Linked DNA regions of Homo sapiens: region 1 is linked to region 2. The links are chromatin loops, found by intact Hi-C in ENCODE. Cell type or tissue: mammary epithelial cell. All regions are shown on one strand. Each heading gives the region's core, and the rest is flanking DNA. Links, peaks and the distances in the headings are about the cores only. Region 1 holds the start of CALCA (calcitonin related polypeptide alpha). Region 2 overlaps INSC (INSC spindle orientation adaptor protein).

Region 1 (10,236 bases), core at 1,607-9,606, 240 kb after region 2:
TTCCTACAAACTCAAGGAGTGCTTGAGAGGTGAGTTAATGACCGTCCCTCCTGTCCTAAAGAGACAGACTTTTACAGTCAGTCTTGAAACTGCTCGGGGCTACACTAGCGCCCTCTGGACGCAGACTCTGGTTAGCGCCCCACGGCACCAGCCTTTGATTTGTAGCTGCCAAAGATTTGATAGTGGGGAGTACGTGTCTATTCTGAAGGCTGAAGACACACACCACAGTCAGGAGTAGAATTCCGACCCCTCAAAGTGACATGGCCACAAAATCTGCGTCTACTGGCTTTCATTTTGCGGTCACCGTGGCACGGGCGAAAGCTATGAACTCTCTCTTTAGGAAAACACACATCACAGACACACACACTTACAAACGGTTTCAGGAGGTTCTTATGTTAGAAACCTCTGGTCTTGGAAAAAAATCATTTCCGCTGAAGTATGTGGTAGCTGAGCGCAAATACCCTTCTGCTACAGCCCCAGTGGCAGAGGCCCAAGCACTACGCCCCACTCAGTGCCCGCACTGCGGCCTTCGCAACTCTTCAAGCAGCTCTGCACCGAAAACCCAGGCCGGAGATCCGAGCCTAAACTGCTGAAAAGCTCCAAGGCTCCGGACAGGGTCTCAGCAGGGGTTATCTTCCTTCAGGATCCGGGGCTCATTGTGCCCAAGATCCGCCATCCAAGCCCTGCTCTGCGCGCAGCTTGCCTGTTTCACGCTCTGCGCCTGACACGCGCCGGTGTCCTCCCGGGCCAGTTCCAGTCCCGGGTCCTGTGGCCGCCCTGCCGGCGGACCCTGCGGAGAGCGAGTCTTAGATACCCAGTCCCCAGCCCCGAGTTGTTATTCCCTCGCTGTAGTTAAGAAGGAGGAGATCAATTAAGGGCATCTTAGAAGTTAGGCGTTCCCGCTGCCTCCTTTGAGCACGGAGGCCACCAACCCCCTAGGGGGAAGAGATGTAGCGCGAGGCAGGGGTGTCGTGCTAAGAAATTTCGACGCTTCTGGGGACTGAGGACAAAGGTGCGGACACGACCCCGGGGTACCTGGAGTTCCGTGACTCGCGCCACGGACGGCACACCTAGGGGCTAATTTCTGCTCTGCCTCAAAGAACCTCAAGCTAGAGTCCTTGCCTCCGCCCACAGCCCCGGGATGCCGCTGCTGCGCTCACCGCACAGGCAGCGCCCGGACCGGCTGCAGCAGATCGCGCGCTGCGCGTTCCACCGGGAGATGGTGGAGACGCTGAAAAGCTTCTTTCTTGCCACTCTGGACGCTGTGGGCGGCAAGCGCCTTAGTCCCTACCTCTGCTGAGCTGAACGCTCAGGCACAGTGGAACTGAAACCCGGTTCTGCGGGATGTGAGAGCTGTTGAGGTCACGCGTAATTGGGTGTGATGGAGGGCGCCTGTTCGTGATGTGTGCAGGTTTGATGCAAGCAGGTCATCGTCGTGCGAGTGTGTGGATGCGACCGCCCGAGAGACTCGGAGGCAGGCTTGGGACACGTTTGAGTGAACACCTCAGGATACTCTTCTGGCCAGTATCTGTTTTTTAGTGTCTGTGATTCAGAGTGGGCACATGTTGGGAGACAGTAATGGGTTTGGGTGTGTGTAAATGAGTGTGACCGGAAGCGAGTGTGAGCTTGATCTAGGCAGGGACCACACAGCACTGTCACACCTGCCTGCTCTTTAGTAGAGGACTGAAGTGCGGGGGTGGGGGTACGGGGCCGGAATAGAATGTCTCTGGGACATCTTGGCAAACAGCAGCCGGAAGCAAAGGGGCAGCTGTGCAAACGGCTCAGGCAGGTGATGGATGGCAGGGTAGGAAGGGGGAGGTCCAGAGGTCTGGATGGAGGCTTCCGCATCTGTACCTTGCAACTCACCCCTCAGGCCCAGCAGGTCATCGGCCCCCTCCTCACACATGTAATGGATCTGAAGAGTACCCCGGGACAGTCCGGGGAGATGGAGATTCGGAAAGTATCCATGGAGATCTTACAGAATCCCCTGTGCGGACCAGGAAACTCTTGTAGATCCCTGCCTATCTGAGGCCCAGGCGCTGGGCTGTTTCTCACAATATTCCTTCAAGATGAGATTGTGGTCCCCATTTCAAAGATGAGTACACTGAGCCTCTGTGAAGTTACTTGCCCATGATCACACAACCAGGAATTGGGCCAACTGTAATTGAACTCCTGTCTAACAAAGTTCTTGCTCCCAGCTCCGTCTCTTGTTTCCCACGAGCCCTGGCCCTCTGTGGGTAATACCAGCTACTGGAGTCAGATTTCTTGGGCCCAGAACCCACCCTTAGGGGCATTAACCTTTAAAATCTCACTTGGGCAGGGGTCTGGGATCAGAGTTGGAAGAGTCCCTACAATCCTGGACCCTTTCCGCCAAATCGTGAAACCAGGGGTGGAGTGGGGCGAGGGTTCAAAACCAGGCCGGACTGAGAGGTGAAATTCACCATGACGTCAAACTGCCCTCAAATTCCCGCTCACTTTAAGGGCGTTACTTGTTGGTGCCCCCACCATCCCCCACCATTTCCATCAATGACCTCAATGCAAATACAAGTGGGACGGTCCTGCTGGATCCTCCAGGTTCTGGAAGCATGAGGGTGACGCAACCCAGGGGCAAAGGACCCCTCCGCCCATTGGTTGCTGTGCACTGGCGGAACTTTCCCGACCCACAGCGGCGGGAATAAGAGCAGTCGCTGGCGCTGGGAGGCATCAGAGACACTGCCCAGCCCAAGTGTCGCCGCCGCTTCCACAGGGCTCTGGCTGGACGCCGCCGCCGCCGCTGCCACCGCCTCTGATCCAAGCCACCTCCCGCCAGGTGAGCCCCGAGATCCTGGCTCAGGTATATGTCTCTCCCTCCCTCTCCCTCCATTCGTCATTTTCTCACTCCCTTTCCTCCTCTCCCTCTCTCTCCGTTAGTCTCTTCATCAGATAGTCTCTGTTAGTCCGCGATTTATACCAGGCTCGTGCCCTAGGTTGGATCGGACAGTCTCAATCCCCCGGCTCGCTCTTCCTGCTCGGCTGCGGACTCCAGTCTTACTCTCTCGCACTGCACACAGGCTTAGGCCAGTCTCGGGACACTCAGGCTCCCCAGGGACCGCGCACAGAGCCTGAGGCAAGAGAAACTTTCCGCAGACGGTGCGATCAGGGACGGCGTCTGGAGCCCAGCAGTCCCAGGGAAATTGGTTCAGAACCTGGAACAGAGCGGATGGGTGGCAAATAGGCACGACGACTGAGGGACAAGCAGCCCTAAACTGCAAGCCCCAGTCACAGGCTCTGGGAGCAAAGAGAGAAAGTCTTGGGTCCCAATTTAAGAGTAAAACTTGGTTCCTGCAGGGGACTGAGGTGCCAGCAGGCGGAGCTTAGGCTGAGCACTAAAATTGATTCTTTTATTTCTCAGATTCCAATTGCAGAGATAATCTCTGTGGATAGATCCCACCCCTCCCACCAAGGTGTATGCAAAAGCCCCAGAAGAGGAGGACAGCTCTGGGTTTCCTTATGGGATCAGCTTCTGTGACAGGGGCCTGGGAGCATGTCCTCCACAGAGACCTGGCTAACAGGTTTATATGTATCTGTGTGGCTTTGGGGAGAAGGGTAGGACTGAGACCTCCCCCACTCAGCTCTCCCTCTAGGATCGCTCCTCCAGCTCTATCAGACTGTGCATGCTACAGGCCCACTGAACCTCCCAGAAGTCCACTGTGCTGATGAGGAAACAAAAAAGAAGAGAAATATAATGACCAGTCTGAAGCCACAAAGCCAGAGCGTTAGAAGCAAGACAGAAAACCAGGATAGGAGCCAAGGTCTGTGGGCTCCTAGAACTTCGAACTGGCGCAGGTGGTTTATCTCATTCTTCCCTTGCAGAGAGGTGTCATGGGCTTCCAAAAGTTCTCCCCCTTCCTGGCTCTCAGCATCTTGGTCCTGTTGCAGGCAGGCAGCCTCCATGCAGCACCATTCAGGTAAGACAGCCTGAAGCCAGAACCACACTGGTATCAGACAATTCCATGCCTCTTAAGTGTGGTGTACTGAATGCTTAAAAACCGACAGGGGGCCGGGGTAAGGTATGTACTCATGCACATATATAATTTTTTGATATAAAAATGTGTGGTACACAATTTATAAGTAGTGATAAATATTTAGACAATATTCTTCATTATAATTTTTTTGAGACAGAGTCTCACTCTGTCATCCATGCTGGAGTGCAATGGCACCGTGTCGGCTCACTGCAACTTCCATCTCCTGGGTTCAAGCAATTCTCCTGCCTCAGCCTCCCAAGTAGCCGGGATTACAGGCGCCCACCACCATGCCCGGCTAATTTTTGTATTTTTAGTAGAGATAGGGTTTCACCATGTTGGCCAGGCTGGTCTCAAACTCCTGACCTCAGGTGATCCACCTGCCTCAGCCTCCCAAAGTGCTGAGATTACAGCCGTGAGCCACCGCGCCCGGCCTATTATAAATTTTATATAGCCCACTGAGTCTCACAAAATGCTTTTGTTGCTTTTAGCCAAACTTTTGTATGTGTAGCCATCCTATTTATCCTATTCAGCCATGATTTGAAAAATGAATTGCATCCTATTCTGTTAAATAGTTTGCCACTAAATTTGTTATTGTTAAATCTGGTATTTTACCTGTTGATCTATTTCTCACCCACATATAAATCTATTAAACTGAAACTATTTTCAGGTTCAGCACTAACTGTAAGTTTTTGCATTTAATTTTTAATAATGGCTGCACTCAGCTTGCAAAATTCTTGAAAATTTAACCATTAGCTTTCACAAGCCTATACAAACTGGCTCCAGCACACCACTGTTTAGAGGCCACACCAGTGCCTGGGTCCTGAGGAGGACACTGGCCTTGTGCCCTGTCCCCTAGGACTCCCGCTGGCCACATCCTCAGGGGAAGAAGCAAAGACCAGGAAGCCTGGCTGCTTATCCTGGGGAGGGGCAGGCAGGGGCTCACAGCCTGCACTGAGTTTGCTTCCCCTCCACAGGTCTGCCCTGGAGAGCAGCCCAGCAGACCCGGCCACGCTCAGTGAGGACGAAGCGCGCCTCCTGCTGGCTGCACTGGTGCAGGACTATGTGCAGATGAAGGCCAGTGAGCTGGAGCAGGAGCAAGAGAGAGAGGGCTCCAGGTGAGGCTCCCCAAGCGCTCAGCACAGGGCCTCCTCTCCCCGCAGCATACACAGGAAGGTGGATCCCGAGAGGTAGGAGAGAACACACTGGCCAGGAATCCAACAGGCTGTGTTGTTCACCGGGACCTGGGGCCCAGCTGTTCTCAGCCTCCAAGGGAGACAGAGGTCCCACTGCAGCTGGAGGTACCGTGGTTAGACATAACAAAAGGCTCCGTTTCTGAAAGTTCTTAGGAAATGAAATGGGGAGGTGTGGAATCGCTCACTGTGGGAATTGTTCTTGCAGTACTGGGAGACCTCCCAGCACTGGATGAGTTAAGACTAGTAAGGGTGAAGTCAGGGATACACATAGTACATCTCAGGAAGTTTTAGAAATTTGGATCCACCTTGTTAATCTGCATACGACATTCTTTCACACCTGCAAGGAGCTTTCATTTCACATTTGCAAGGTGAAGGTGAGGCCCTTGCAGGGGATGGGGATGGGTAGAGCAGTGTCTGAGGTAGGTTTGAGCCTTTAAATGTGTGGCATCTGTGGAGATGTGCATGTTGTCAGGAGGCCAGGGAGAGCACCCTTCCCCAGATCCACATCCCTGTGTACCTTGAGCCTGAGCAGAGACCAGCCCCTGGCCTGGCCCCAGCACTGCTCAGGCAGAGGCATGTGTTGCCCCTGCATCTGCCCTGAGAACCCCTCTGTCAAGCATGAAGGACTGAACAGCATGTGGAATGCCAGAAAAGATCATCCTTCCCCATCCAGCCCTTCCCTGCATTGCCCTAGCCCACTGCACCTCTGAGCTCTCCTAATGAAGGATAGATAAGTGAGCTGCCCTCCTGCCTGCCCCTCCTGCTCCCAGGGTCCCCTGCCTGGTCTAACCTTCTAAGTGACTGCCCATGGGGACAGATTCTGGTGCATGGTACTGTCTGGTATGTGTTTTCCCTGCAGCCTGGACAGCCCCAGATCTAAGCGGTGCGGTAATCTGAGTACTTGCATGCTGGGCACATACACGCAGGACTTCAACAAGTTTCACACGTTCCCCCAAACTGCAATTGGGGTTGGAGCACCTGGAAAGAAAAGGGATATGTCCAGCGACTTGGAGAGAGACCATCGCCCTCATGTTAGCATGCCCCAGAATGCCAACTAAACTCCTCCCTTTCCTTCCTAATTTCCCTTCTTGCATCCTTCCTATAACTTGATGCATGTGGTTTGGTTCCTCTCTGGTGGCTCTTTGGGCTGGTATTGGTGGCTTTCCTTGTGGCAGAGGATGTCTCAAACTTCAGATGGGAGGAAAGAGAGCAGGACTCACAGGTTGGAAGAGAATCACCTGGGAAAATACCAGAAAATGAGGGCCGCTTTGAGTCCCCCAGAGATGTCATCAGAGCTCCTCTGTCCTGCTTCTGAATGTGCTGATCATTTGAGGAATAAAATTATTTTTCCCCAAAGATCTGAGCTGTGGTGGTCATTGCTCTGATCTATGTCCCAGGCTTCATAGTGTCTAAGACCTATGCTTAGAAATAGCCTTAACCCTAGGCTAGCTGGACAGAGGATATGGTGGGTGGTCCCTTTGACCAAGCTCAAGCAGGAAGAACAGGGGTCCTAAGGAGCAGGTAAGCACCTCTAGGACTTGATGCTGCAAACTCCGCTCCTCTTCCAGGTAAGACTGAGGAATTTTTTATTTTCCTAAGAAAGGGTATTTGGTGCCCGTGACTGGGGTGTAGATTTTATAGTCCTTTGTGAATGGGGCTGGGTGTGGGACCATAATTCACTCCAGTGTCATAAACCTCCGCTTTGATTTTTAGTTAATTTATACAGGAAAGATTGGCTGTTACTGCTCCACATTCCATAGCCAGTCATCCAGAGTCACCTTGGGTTTTCTGACACCCCTGGGAATATCTATGGGGAGTGATCATGGCATTTTCCCTAATGGCCTTGTGATTTTCTGCTCTGATAATTGTGTTTAGGAGAAACACTTAAAGTTAATTGGTGCCTTTCAGCACAGCAACTTTACCATGAAGGTCCCATGGGGCTGACCTCTCTCCCAGCCTCTCACTCACAGATCTTCTCTTCTTTCTCCATCCTGCAAATCAGAATCATTGCCCAGAAGAGAGCCTGTGACACTGCCACCTGTGTGACTCATCGGCTGGCAGGCTTGCTGAGCAGATCAGGGGGTGTGGTGAAGAACAACTTTGTGCCCACCAATGTGGGTTCCAAAGCCTTTGGCAGGCGCCGCAGGGACCTTCAAGCCTGAGCAGCTGAATGACTCAAGAAGGTGACTGCCCTTGTATGATGGGATGGGAAGATGAATGACTGGTTTTTACAGGGGTGTAAAACCACTCTGAGCCTCTCTGAGACCATGTGGTTTTAAAAAATCCATAAGGGAAGGTACCCACACCAGTATCTGAGTTCCAGTAGCTAAGACCCTAGAATTTGGATTCATCTCTGTTTTTTCAGTCTCTCCTTGTAACCCTGAGATCATCAGACCAAGAAATACAGATCCTGTTTATTTAGAACACTGCTGTTTGACATTTATAATTTTGATTATTCTAGCCTTTGAGTTTGAAAGATAATGACACTATCATTTTAGAGTATACATTACTATGTTGTGTACCTCTGAATTAAGTGTACAGACTTGAGTTCAAGAACTGTATTTGCCCTTTACCAGCTATATGACCATGAACAGGTTACTTAACTCTCTCCAAGCCTCAGTTTCTCCATCTGTAAATTGAGGGCTACAATAGTACCTACCTCCAAGCATTACTATAAAGAGCAAGTGAGGTAATAGATGTTAAGTCTGACAATTAACCAGTAACTAAATTCTAGCTGTTATTTTCTTCCTCCTAGGTCACAATAAAGCTGAACTCCTTTTAATGTGTAATGAAAGCAATTTGTAGGAAAGGCTCCATGGAAGACATACATATAGGCATCCTTCTTGATACTGAAAACTATCTTCTTTGTTTGAAAGGAACTATTGCTAAATGCAGAACAAGCTCATTGCAGTTACCTATTGTGCATCTTTTTAAATACTTGATTATGTAACCATAAATCTGACAGCATGTCTCATTGGCTTATCTGGTAGCAAATCTAGGCCCCGTCAGCCACCCTATTGACATTGGTGGCTCTGCTAAACCTCAGGGGGACATGAAATCACTGCCTCTTGGGCATCTGGGGACACATGGTAATGCTGTGCCTTGACAGAAGTATTTGTTTAAAGAAATGTCAATGCTGTCATTTGTGAACTCTATCAAAATTAAAAATGTATTTTCTATACCCTTCAATGGAATCTCTGCTGCTATTTATGCTATTTTTCCCAGGAGAGTTTCAGGGGCCTGTAAGCACTCTGTTGACCAACCAATCTGACTCACTTAGCACAAAGACAACATGCCTGGGATGGATCCCTAGTGTCTTGTACCCTCAGTTTCTAGTGAAGCATCCCCTATTGGAATTAGGGCCTTGTGCATGTCAAAGAGAACAATTCATATTTATTTTCAGAGGGTGCCCTGGTCTCCAGCCTCAGAAGTTACCCATGTACTCCTCCTTCATGCAGGTTTGCCTTTACCCATCCCTGCCCTTCCTCCATATAAGAAGCTCTTCATGCACCCCTTAGCCTGCTTTAGATGGCTCAGAGCCTAAAATGGGGATCACAGACTGGCCAACCTAGAAAGGTCATCAATGCCATTCAACCCAACTTTTTTATTCTGTGAGGTTCAGAGAAATGTCTTGCTCAAGGTCCAGCAATAGGTTTAACAGAGACATTCACATACTTCACAAATACTTATTGAGTGCCTGCTATATGCTAGGCACTATTCTAGGCACTAGGAATAGAGCAATGAACTGAACAGAGCAGACAAAACTCCCTGGGCTCATGGGCTTACATTCTAGTGGGGGAGATTGAGGTGGTACATGCTATAGAATCAAGGACTCTCAGTATTGGAAGGAATCCAGAATGTCATAGAGTCTGATGCCTTCCTTATTCAAGGTAGGAATTACCCAGCATCAACAACCATAGCATCCTTTGGGACCACCAGTGACAAGCTGCTGAGTGTAACTCCCAAAGTGAGTTGGCAGCCAGTTTCACTGGTGGTAGTCAGCTAATTAGGGTTAGTTATTAGCTAACTAGTCAGCTAGTGGTTAGAAAAGTCAGCTCCTTCTACCCACTGACTCTATTTTCTCAGGCCATATAGAATTATGCCCCCTTCTCTCCTTCAGTCTGTATTCAACACAATAACCCACTGTGACTGTAAAAGATAGATCACACCGTGTCTCTCCTATGCTCAAAACATCCCAGTGACTCCCCATCTCATGAGCAAACACCTGAAGCATTGCAGGCCAAGTTGATCTTCCCTTTCTCTCCTCTCACCACCACCCCCATTACCTGCCTGACCTCATCTCCTACTCTCCCGCACACTGGCCCTCTTACTATTCCTCAACTTCTGTCTTCCAGCACTCAACCACCACTCGTACTCTGTGAAGAACACCCTCCATCCACGGCCCTCATCTCCTCCAGTTATTTCTCAGATGTCACCTATCCTGACCATTCTTTCTGAAATTGCACTCCACTCCCACTAACAACATACGCTAGCCCTCTTCTTTGCTTAATTTTTTTCTCCTTACTATTTATTACCTCTAGTATACTATATGTTTTGTATATTATTTTGTTATTTGTATCCCTCCCAGCCTTAAGTATAAGATTCACATGGTCAGGGATATGGTTATTTTGTTAATTGCTGTATCCCAAAATGCTGAACAGTGTGCCTGGCACAAGGTAGCACTCTATAAATGTTTGTTGAATGAAAGAGTAAATGAATGAAGTAAAGTCTTCTTCTCTTTTACTTTTGTGGTCAACTCTTAGGTTCCCTCTGGACCTATTTTTCTTCATGCCAAATTCTCCAAGGGCCTTAAGCTTTAACAATCACATCTGGATAGTAAATTGTTCAACAGCCTAAAGACTGCAGTGGCCATCAGTTTGTCAGTAACTCTGTTTCCTGCCTCAAGACTTTTTTTTTTCCTTTATTATTATACTTTAAGTTTTAGGGTACATGTGCACATTGTGCAGGTTAGTTACATATGTATACATGTGCCATGCTGGTGCGCTGCACCCACTAACTTGTCATCTAGCATTAGGTAT
Region 2 (10,236 bases), core at 1,314-9,313:
AAACCATAGCAGAACTTTTGCAGTTAAAGAACCCAAAGTGTACAGCAAACATCATATCAGATTTATGGGCAACATTCTCCTACTGATTATTGGAAAAGCACCAGTGGTGGTTTTTATGCAAATATCTAAAGGACACAGGCTAATATACAAAGGCCCATGATATATCACTGGTGCTAGTCTGCTCTTCTTAGTTTTGTTTTTTAGGGAGGTTGTTTTTGTTTTTGTTTTATGTGTCTAATTTTAAGGAAAAGGAGGTAGAGTTGGTTTCTGGATTGTAACAATTAAACAGAATCACGGGAATGCACTGAAAACGCAGCCATAGGAGCAGGAGAGTGACCTAGAGATGCTCAAATTTTCTCTTTCTTTCTGTCCTTCCAGACATCTAAAGGCTGCAGGAAAATACATGATGAGTGGGAATCACAAAGTGACTGGCATCCTGCTCATTGATCTAGGCAGGATGGACCTGTTCATCCAGGGTATAGTTAGAGGGCAAATTCAATTATAATCAGAAAGGGGAGCAAGGGTCACATCCAAGGAAGCAAAGACAAGTGACAGACCAAGGGAAAGGGCAAAGCATTTCATGGAATAAATAAACCCATGGGTCAGAGGCAGAATGCTAATGTGGACTGTACACCAGATAGGGACAAGGTTCAGGATGACGTCTGCAACAGTCTAAGAGGTTAATTAAAGGCTCCCTTTATACAATGAGGTGTTTGTTTTATGGCGTGGTGATAGAGCTGAGAGCTCCATAGAAAGCTGCAGAAGCTAAAACAGGCCTTCAGGATGATAATATTATCCTCCTCCAAACTAATATATCCCAGCACTCAACTTCTTTTGCTACGTCAAACAAGAATCTTTAGTTAAAAGTTAAATGGAAAAATACAAATATTCATATGTAATATGGAATGAAACAATGAATGAAAGGGATTATACAACCAGTTTGGCAGGCAAGTCAGTGAGGTAGAGAGAGAGAGAGACATATAGGCAGAGAAAGCAGGGATGAGTAATTAAGGTGGAAAGCAATTATGGATTGAGTAACTTAAGAGTATATAGAGTAAATAATTTCCCTGTTAGGCAGATGATTTTCCTTATAGCTGATTTTCAAACAGATGCTCTGAAGGTGCTTTGGGGGTGGATTTCCCTTTGGGCTAGGGTTACTAGGCATGTGCTGATAAGAAAATATCAAGTTTTCAGCAAAGCACTACTGGGCACAGCTGGGATCTGAATTGTACCCAACCTGCTTCTAGATCAGTGGTCCTCAGCCTGGTTCTTAGATGATTCGAATCATCTAGGACAGTCTTAAAGACACAGATATCCAGACTTTACCACCAGAAATTTGAATTTAATTGGTCTGTGGTGGAGTCTTGGTATCATTAGGGTTTTATTTTTGTTTTTGTTTTTTTGAGACAAGGTCTCACTCTGTCGCCCAGGTTGGAGTGCAGTGATCTGCCCGCCTCGGCCTCCTAAAGTGCTGGGGGTATCATTAGTTTGTAAAACTTAAAGTATAATTAAAAAAAAAAAACTCCTCAAGTAACTCTCATGGACATCCTGAGTTGAGCAGCACTGTTCTAGAGATATCTGTAATACAAGGAAGTTGCACAACCTTCACAGCGAGAAAAGCCTGGGCTCCTTGCTGACTTGGTGAAATGAGCAAGTTATCCACCTTCTATGAGCCTCATTTTTAATCCTTAAAATAATAATGGTATCATACTTAATAATAAAATAATAAGTTAAATGTTGACAGCTTTTTCCCTGAAATCAGTAACAAGGTAAAGATACCCATTATCACTGCTCTCATTTAAAACCATACTGCCCAATGCAATCAGACAAGATATGCAAAAATAGAAGGATTGAAAAAGTAGAGGCAAAACTGTCATTATTGACAGATGACATAATTGTGTACATAGAAAACTCTAATGAATCTATACACTATTAAAAACAGTAAGTAAATATAGCAAGCAAGATTACTGGATACAATATCAAACTTGTATTTTTTATGTATTACCAACAACAGAAAATAAAAATTAAAAAACACCATTTACATTTGCATGAAATCATAACTAGGAATAAATCTAAAAAAGATGTGCAAGATGCCAGCACTAAAAACTCAAAATATTGCTGAGAGAAATTAAAGACAGTTTGTATGATGTAGAGAGATGTACTCTGTTCATTGATTAGAATATTACACATTGTTTAAGATGTCAATTTCTGGCGGGGCCCAGTGGCTCACGGCAGGGCCCAGTGGCTCACGCCTGTAATTCCAGCACTTTGGGAGGCTGAGGTGGGCGGATCACCTGAGGTCAGGGAGGCTGAGGTGGGCGGATCACCTGAGGTCAGGAGTTCAAGATCAGCCTGGCTAACACGGTGAAACCTGTCTCTACTAAAAATACAAAATTAGCTGGGCGCGGTGGCACACACCTGTAATCCTAGCTACTCAGGAGGCTGAGGCAGGAGAATCGCTTGAACCCGGGAGGCGGAGGTTGCAGTGAGCTAGAATCGTGCCACTGCACTCCAGCCTGGGCGACAGAGTGAGACTCCATCTCCAAAAAAAAAACTATGTCAATTTCCAAAAATTTAAATTTTTAAAAACCCCAATCATTTCAGCAGGTATTTTTGTGGACATTGACAAGCTGATTCTAAAATGTATATAAAACTGTAAAGAAATTAAGAATTACCAAGATAATCTTAAAGAAGAACAAAGTTGGTTAATTTATGTTACCAAATAGAAAAATGTATTAGACTATAGGGGCCCCGTGCTCTATTGGCACAAGATGAACAAAAAGGCTAATGGAACAGAAAAAAAAAATCCAGAAACAGACTCATGCATGTATCACTATTTAAAAAAAAAAGAAAAAGGTATCACTTCAATTCAGTGCTGAAAGTACAGTCTTTTCAATAAACAGTGCTGGCTCAATTGGGTATCCATATGGGAAAAAAATTGACCTTGAACACCATTTTAAAATTAGGTTGAAATATATCATAAGCCAAAATTTTAAAGGCAAAACAATAAAGCTCCTAGAAGAAAATTAGGAGAATATTTTCATAATTTTGGAAAAATCAATGATTTCTTAAATGGACGCAAGCAGCACCGACTACAAAAGAAAAGGTCAATAAATTGAATTTTAACAAAATTAAGCATTTCTATTTATCAAAAGACACCATTAAGAGAATAAAAAAACCTACCACAGGCTGATAATATGTATCTTAAGAGAATTTATATGTAGAACGTGTTTTTCAAAGTTTATACATCAATAAGAAAAGACAAACAACCCAGTGTTTTAAAAATGGGCAAAAGACTCAGCCCTACATTTCACAAAAGATGATAACCAAATGGCCAGTAAGGATGTGAACAAGTGTTCAAAACCATTACTCATCAGGAAAATAAAAATTGAAACCATAATAAGAGAGGACGGTACACTCAAGTTGGTCACAAGCAGAGCACTGTATGTCCAGCTATTACAAATCTCCAAATAACTTGGTTTGTATTTTTGAAGTAGCCCAAAGAGAGAACGAAACACTCCTTTGGAAATTGATTGTCCATTAGCTGGGCTTGTGTCTTTCCAGCTCTTCTCCCTTTCTCTTCCTCCAGTAAGTCTCTTCCCCTTTTCTTATCCTCCTTCCTTCTCCCTGTCTCTCTTTATCTCTGTGGGTGACCAGAGGACCCACCACTTGCCGGCAGCAGGTTGTGGGTGATGGTTCTAGTTCTGGGCTTTGAGGGCTGGCCTACTGTCCATGCTGCACTGTCAGTGCCAGACTGTTCCCAGAAGTGGATCCTGCCTACCAAATTCTACCCTAAACCTTCACAGTGTATCATCCTTTCAATCCTCCCTCCACCCCACCAGCCCAAGCAACCTCCTTTACCCTGCTCCCCTCCAAACTAGCACTTGCCCCACTCCAGAAGCACTCAGGGGTGGCTGAGAGTGCCACCTCTGTACCTTGTCCCATGTCCTAGGCAATCTTTGCTTCCCTGTGAGCACGGCCTCCCTTCTCCCCAGCAACAGCACTGTGTTTTCATCAGACTTCTCATTTATTTTCTGCTCTCACCAGATTCTTTGGGACCAGCTAGGAGATACACAACAACTTTACCCTGCTAAGCCTGCTGCATCCCACTCCACCACACACACACACACACACACACACACACACACACACACACAAACTCTCAAATGCAGAGCTCCATCTAAGAATTCACAGGCACCCAGCTCTCTTCTAACAACTCCTGGAAGAACACCACCCACTCAACACAACCCAAACCCACAGAACAGGCATGTCTGTAGCCCACAGAACAGGCTAGAATTCCTAGCCCTGCCAGCTAAACATCTAACTTTTGTTCATCACATTACATCTCACAAAATTACTTCATATGCCACAGGATACCAGCAGAACTAGGAATCCCATCAAATGAGAAAATTGAGGCTCATAGGGATTAGAAAACTTCCCTGTGGTCACTTAGCAAATCAGTGGCAAATGAAGAACTTGTCCCAGGATCTCTTCACTAACATCAAGCCTGCTGAACTTTACCCAGGAAACATAGCCAGCCTCAAAGGGCTTCTACTCATCTGACTTATCTCAGGCTGACTTGCAGAGCTCATCTTGGCCCACCAACCTCCCTAAGTCTCTTTGAGACCTAAGAACTTGGGCTTAGGGCCATTAGAATTAGGAGACGGGCAAAGCCGGTGCAAATTGCCAGGGCTAAGTGGTGCAAACAGGGGCTCAGGGCAAATTCCATTCTGTCCTTATTGAGGGACCCTATGATGTTTATACTCCCCCAACTCCCACCCCTCATCAGGGTCTGAAACTGATCACAGCATCCTGCCATGCTGTTTCAAGTGAAGTCAGACATTCTGCATTCTGGTCTCAGCCCTGTGGTTGATCTCGGGAATGTGGGTGTGCACATCATTTCACCTCTCTGGGCCTCTATTTTCTCATCTGCAATGAGGAAGAACGAACCAGAAATCTTCAATTGGTATTTATTTGGTTTCATAGCAAACATTATTCACCTGTGTGTGCAAACCACTTCCCTGATGGACTAAAGAAGTGGGTGAGATAGTGTCTCTTGGTGGGGAAGCCAAGGCAGAGGTTTGAGGTCAGGCAGTGTGGGATACGCTTCCAGAGCAGTACCACATACTGTGTGAGCACCAAGGAGGGAGGATCACAGTCGGGAAGGAGGTCCAGAGGAGGCCTTAGAGCGAGATGTCAACAGTGGAGGTGAAACTCTCATTGGGACACCCAGCACAGGCAGAGGCTCCAAGGCAAGGAGGCCCCAAAGACCTTTGGTGGAGAAATTTGGTGGGAAGGGGAAAATAACTCACATCTATGGAGCATTGACTTGTATCATCTTCACAACCTGCAAGGCAGGGATTGACACTTCACTTTCACCTGTGATGAAATGGGGCTCAGAGGGGTGCAAGGTCACACACACAGTGAATAAGTGGTAGAGCTGGGCACCAAACCCAGGCTTGTTTACCAAAGGGGCAATGTGCTGGAGGCAGCTTGCTCAGAGGGCACCTTCAGTGCCAGGCTGAGGGGTTTGGATTTTGTCCAGTGGGAACTAGGAGGCCTAGGAAGATTTCCACTCCAAGAACACACAGGACAGACTCTCTGGGGAAATCTGGAAGTTAGATACATGTTGGAATGAAAGATTTGCCTACATCATCGGAGGCTGGCTCAGTAGGAAAAAGCCCTCACTGCCCTGAATTTGTAAACCTCCCCTACTCCCCCACTCACTCCGCCCCACACACTGGCCCTGACTGTTGGTCCTGGAGCCCAGAGACCACCAGCCTCAACAGCCCCAGGAGAAGCCTACCCCAGGCAGCCTGATGGAGCGGCCACTGGTGTTCTTATCCACCAGGGGTCGCTGTTGCACAGCACATGGGGTCCCACCGAGCCTCTGCGGATGGAGCCTGCTCCTGCAAACCCACTGCTGCACTTAGGCACCTGGACTGCCTGGCAGCCCCATCCCTTCTCCAAACTCAGGTTGGACCTGGCGGGAAAGGCGCAGTCCCCGAGCCTTCCTTCAGTCTGGAAAGTACTGGCCCATAATCTCAGCCTAGGTCTTTGTTAGAAGGGGAGAGGGCAGGTGGGGCAGTGTGGCTAATTTAGTTCCTGCCTCTTTGCATCCTGGCCTCCTTAAGTGCCCCCACCCCAGCCATCAAGACAGACAGACAGGAGCCTTGGTATGTCGAAAGTGAACAAGCCACAGTCCCTCTGAGAAGGCTCAATCATGGGCCCTGCCCCCTTGCAAGGCTGGGAAGAGTGACAATGACAGTGCCAGCCTCAGTTCCTTTCTGCCTGTCAGCCAGAGTCACAGCACAGCTAACCTGGGACCCTGGGCCTCTCTGCAAAGCCTTAGCCCATTCCCATGGGAGTTGAAGGCTAGTGTTTGGGGGTGTGAGGAGTGGAGGAAGCTGATAATCCTAGATGGGTTGAGTGCCAAAGAGAGGTGAAGAGGCATCTGCGACCTTCATTCAGAGGCATTCTCTCTCCCTCTCTCTAAAAGCTATTCCTAGGTAAGAAGGGATTGCAAGACAAATTAAGCAAAGATTTTTTTGCCTTGCATTCACAGCCCCTCTGTCTCTATCCAGCCTGGCTTATATATTAGAACCAACTCTAGCAAGAAAGTAGTAGCTTTGCTTTGGGATCTGCACACTATGACACCATTCACCTAATGGGACCAGGGGGCACACTTAGGATTAGGAGCAAAAACGCAGGGTTCTCAGTCCAGCCTCTGTCCCTCCCAGTATCTCTATCCTTTCCAGCCTCAACTTGCTCTTCTGTAAATAAGATGGAGGTGACCATCTCTCCCTGCCTTCCTTACAAAATGACCGTGAAAAGCAAATGGGCATAATGGTGAGAAAAACTGATTAAAGTGAGGTTTTTTTGCTTGTTTGAATTTTTTATTTATTTTTTGCAAAAATTAACTATTTATGACCATCTGCAATTATACAGGGAGCAGACAGTGGAGACAGACCCCTGTAAAACAGCAGCTGGGGCCACAGAGCCTCCCCACCATTCCCGCTTGCAGCCCACTCCCTCCTGCCCAGGGCCTCTGGGATTTCAAGAGCTCAATATAGGCCTCCCTGTCTTCATCTCTCTTCCAGCCCAGCACCTCAGCTGTCAGGGCCTATTGATTCCAAGAAGCTGCCCCAGGAAATGAGGGTGGGGCGTGAAGGAGCTGCATGGAGACAGGCAGCAGTTTTCCAGCTCTTGCCCTTGGTGATTTTCTTCTTGGACTTGAAATTGAGCCGTCCTCCCCGCTCTCCCCTCATCTTTAATTTCTGTATTGATTTTCATTAAACTACCCCCTTGGCTCCAGCACAGAGTGAACTAACTCGTTATTTGAAAAAATAAAATAAAAGGGAGGAGTGAGAATAAAAGGATGCTTTTTGAAAGTGAGGCCGTCTCTGGTCTTTCAGTTCTGGAAAAGACAATGACCAGAACTGTCCTGAAGGTTGTCTGAGCCTTGGGCTTTGAGTGCCCCCCACTCCTTTTGGCCACAGACCTGTAGCTTCCTATCCCTAACATCTCCAGCCCCTCATCTGGACCATAGTCCGCAGTCCAGCTCTAGTCTCCAGCCCCCTCCAACCCCATCCTGGCCTGGCCCCATCCAACCACAATCAATCCCTGAACCAGCAGTGCCCTGACCTTCCCCTTCACCACTCAGAGTACCTGGCACCCTGCCATGGTCATTGCAAAATCCCCAATAACCAGGTCCTTTGGGGGCAATGTGAAGTTTTCCCCAGACCAGCCTGGAAAAGTAGAGACAAATGGGCATGGGAGGAGGAAAAGGAAACAGACACAGGCAGAGTGCTTTCTCCACGCAGGCACCATTGCTGCAAGACCCACCCATATTGCTTCATTGCATCACCATAGCAGCCCTATAAAGAAGGTGGGAGTCCCATTTTACAGAAGATGAAGCTGGGATTCAGACAGGAGAAGTGACTTGCTCCCTCACCTCTCTTCATTCTTCCCCAAACCCTGCAGTCCTCCCCCTTGGTAATGCCAGTTCACCTTGCCAGCTCCAGTCCTCCAGGAAGGCCACCCTCAGCAGTCCACCCTGACCAGGCTGGGTTCATCTGCTCTCGCTGGACTGTGTGGCTCTGGGGCCCTTACTCCCTCCTTGGCCCTCATTTTCTCCCTCTAGTCTTCTCCCAAGTGAGGTCCAGAGAACACTGCCTTCTCCTTGGGGCTCCCCCAATTCACTGAACACAAAGACCCTGGAAGACTTGGAGACTTGGAGCCCCATTGGGTGGCTCCCTGCTGGGGTGGCTCCCTGCTGTGGTGTCCCCTCTGCCCCTGCCCTTGTTAAGACTGCTTTCCTCTGGTCTGCCTGGGAGCTCCTCCCTGGCCCTTCTGGGCCCAGCTTCATTGCCTCTTTGGTGCTGCCTACACCGGCAACCCCACCAGAGGTGGGGCCTCCTGCTTATAGCCTCTGATGGCCATGGGACAGCCCTTACCACTGTCTGTCCTGCTGGGCCTCTCCCCCTTCAGCCATCCTGGGAAGCAGGGAGCCTGTCTCTTCTCCAGAACCCAGCATAGGGGTAGGGAATGAGGAGTGATGTCAGATGAAGACACAGGGAAGGAAGGACAGATGTCCTGAAGCTTAGGATGCAGGGAGGCTGCAGCCCAGATGAACCAGACCTCCACGTGACAGCTCTGAAAAGAAAGAATGAGGCCTCAAAACGCCTGTCAGACACTTGTGGAGAGGCCTTTGCTGTGTGTTGGCATCTTGCCTCCATCCCTGCTTGTTGGGTGTCTGTGTCCGTCCCTTGCCCAGGCCAACACAGAGAACCTGGCTCCCAGTCCTCTGCAGTCCCTGCCTCAGAAGGACCAGCTATCCCCAGGTAGCAGAGGAAAGAGCAGGAGTTTAGAACCAGCCAGACTTAGGTTTGCATCCAAGCTCTACATTCATGACTGAGGAAACACTGTCTCGGAGTCTCAGTTTCCTCGTCTGTTAAAGGGAAAGACTGTGAGGACTCATCCCCCCTGGACCACCCAACTTCTCCATGTGTGCACTTCACTGCAACTTTGACCAGGCCAGCCCCTCTCCCACATGCCAGCCCTCCCTTCCCCACCAGACCCTAACCTTCCATTCATTTTCAAAGTCCAAGTGATTAGCATTATACCTGCCACAATCACAGTAGCCACCATTTATTCGCTGTCTACTCTGTGCCAAGCATCATATTACTATACATGAGGTAGATTTTATAGGCTCATTTTACTGATCAAGGAACTGTGCTAAGCAAATCCCCCAGGATAACATATCCAAGCTCACAGTGAGAAAAATCTGTTCAAACCCAGGATTGCCTGATTCTCCAAGTTCTCAGTCTCTCCACTGTAATAGGCTGCTTCAGTGATAAAAGAAGGAATTCATAGAGTGAATTAGTGGTGGACTTCGTGAGAGAACAAATGAGTGAGTAAGTTTACTTATTTTTTATTTTATTTTACTTTTAAGAAACAGGGTCTAGCTATGTTGCCTAGGCGAGCCTGGAACCCCTGGCTTCATGCATTGCTCCTGCCTCACCCTCTTAAAGCACTGGAATTTGAGTGAGTTTAAAAGTAAGTGAATGACTGACTGGCAAACAGAAGGAATGAAGAAGCAGAGACGAAGTGACTTCCCGTGAGTGAATGAATGAGACCATGACTGAATCTATGACCACAAAAGTCCCCCAAACCCAGCAAGGCTCAGGCATGACACAGCAGCAATTGGGATGGATGCAGTGACCTGTCTAGACCCACAACTCCGCTGGGGGCTGTGCAGGATTTAATGAACCTCTTCACGGTTGAAGGAAAGGAGGGGGAAGCTGCACAACAGAGACGAATTTCACCAAATCCAGCACGTTTCCCACTGCCAATTAATTAAGCGAACCTCAGTGAGAAGGCCAGGCCAGTAAATCAGGCGGAGAAGGCTGGAACTTTGATGTGATCTAATTTGGCCACGAACCATGCCCGGTGAGTGGGTGGCTGGCAAGAGCCCCAGGGAACCACACTTCCCCACTCCACCTTCACTCACCTGTCACTCTGTGGTTTCTACAATCCGGCCTGTGCCTGGTCTTCACCATCTTCCATCCTCAACACTGACAATGGCCAACCTCACCAGAGCCTCTGTGGGCAGTGCTGAGCAGCCCAGCTCACAGAGGGTGGCAGGCATGGACAGAACCCAGGGAGGGGGTGTGGGTGGAGGGTGGGAGAGATTAAGGACCTCATGGGTGTCTCTAGAACTTCTCCCAACTTTGG

Evidence for each region. Peaks named below come from ENCODE experiments on the same cell type or tissue, not always from the same donor. Only the 100,000 strongest peaks of a DNase experiment are listed, where the experiment ranks them.
Region 1: it touches region 2 in a loop (8-fold over the local background); 19 of 110 quality-filtered maps call a loop at or near these places.

The regions. Positions count from the first base shown.
Region 1 is chr11:14,964,818-14,975,053 of GRCh38, reverse strand. CALCA (calcitonin related polypeptide alpha) reads left to right here and starts at 2,703. Exons shown (of 4, transcript NM_001741.3): 1 at 2,703-2,809; 2 at 3,853-3,947; 3 at 4,979-5,119; 4 at 6,057-6,553. The coding sequence starts at 3,862. The coding sequence ends at 6,255. RefSeq lists enhancers at 1-259, 2,876-3,522 and a silencer at 1,222-1,271. In mammary epithelial cell, for the core only: a CTCF peak has its summit at 5,021 (motif pointing left); no DNase peak of the experiment used is centred there; H3K27me3 peaks cover 1,736 bases.
Region 2 is chr11:15,204,427-15,214,662 of GRCh38, reverse strand. The region is part of intron 7 of INSC (INSC spindle orientation adaptor protein); the gene reads right to left. Among named protein-coding and RNA genes, the nearest start is that of INSC, 95 kb to the right of the region's middle. RefSeq lists a silencer at 5,853-5,902. In mammary epithelial cell, for the core only: a CTCF peak has its summit at 5,850 (motif pointing right); no DNase peak of the experiment used is centred there.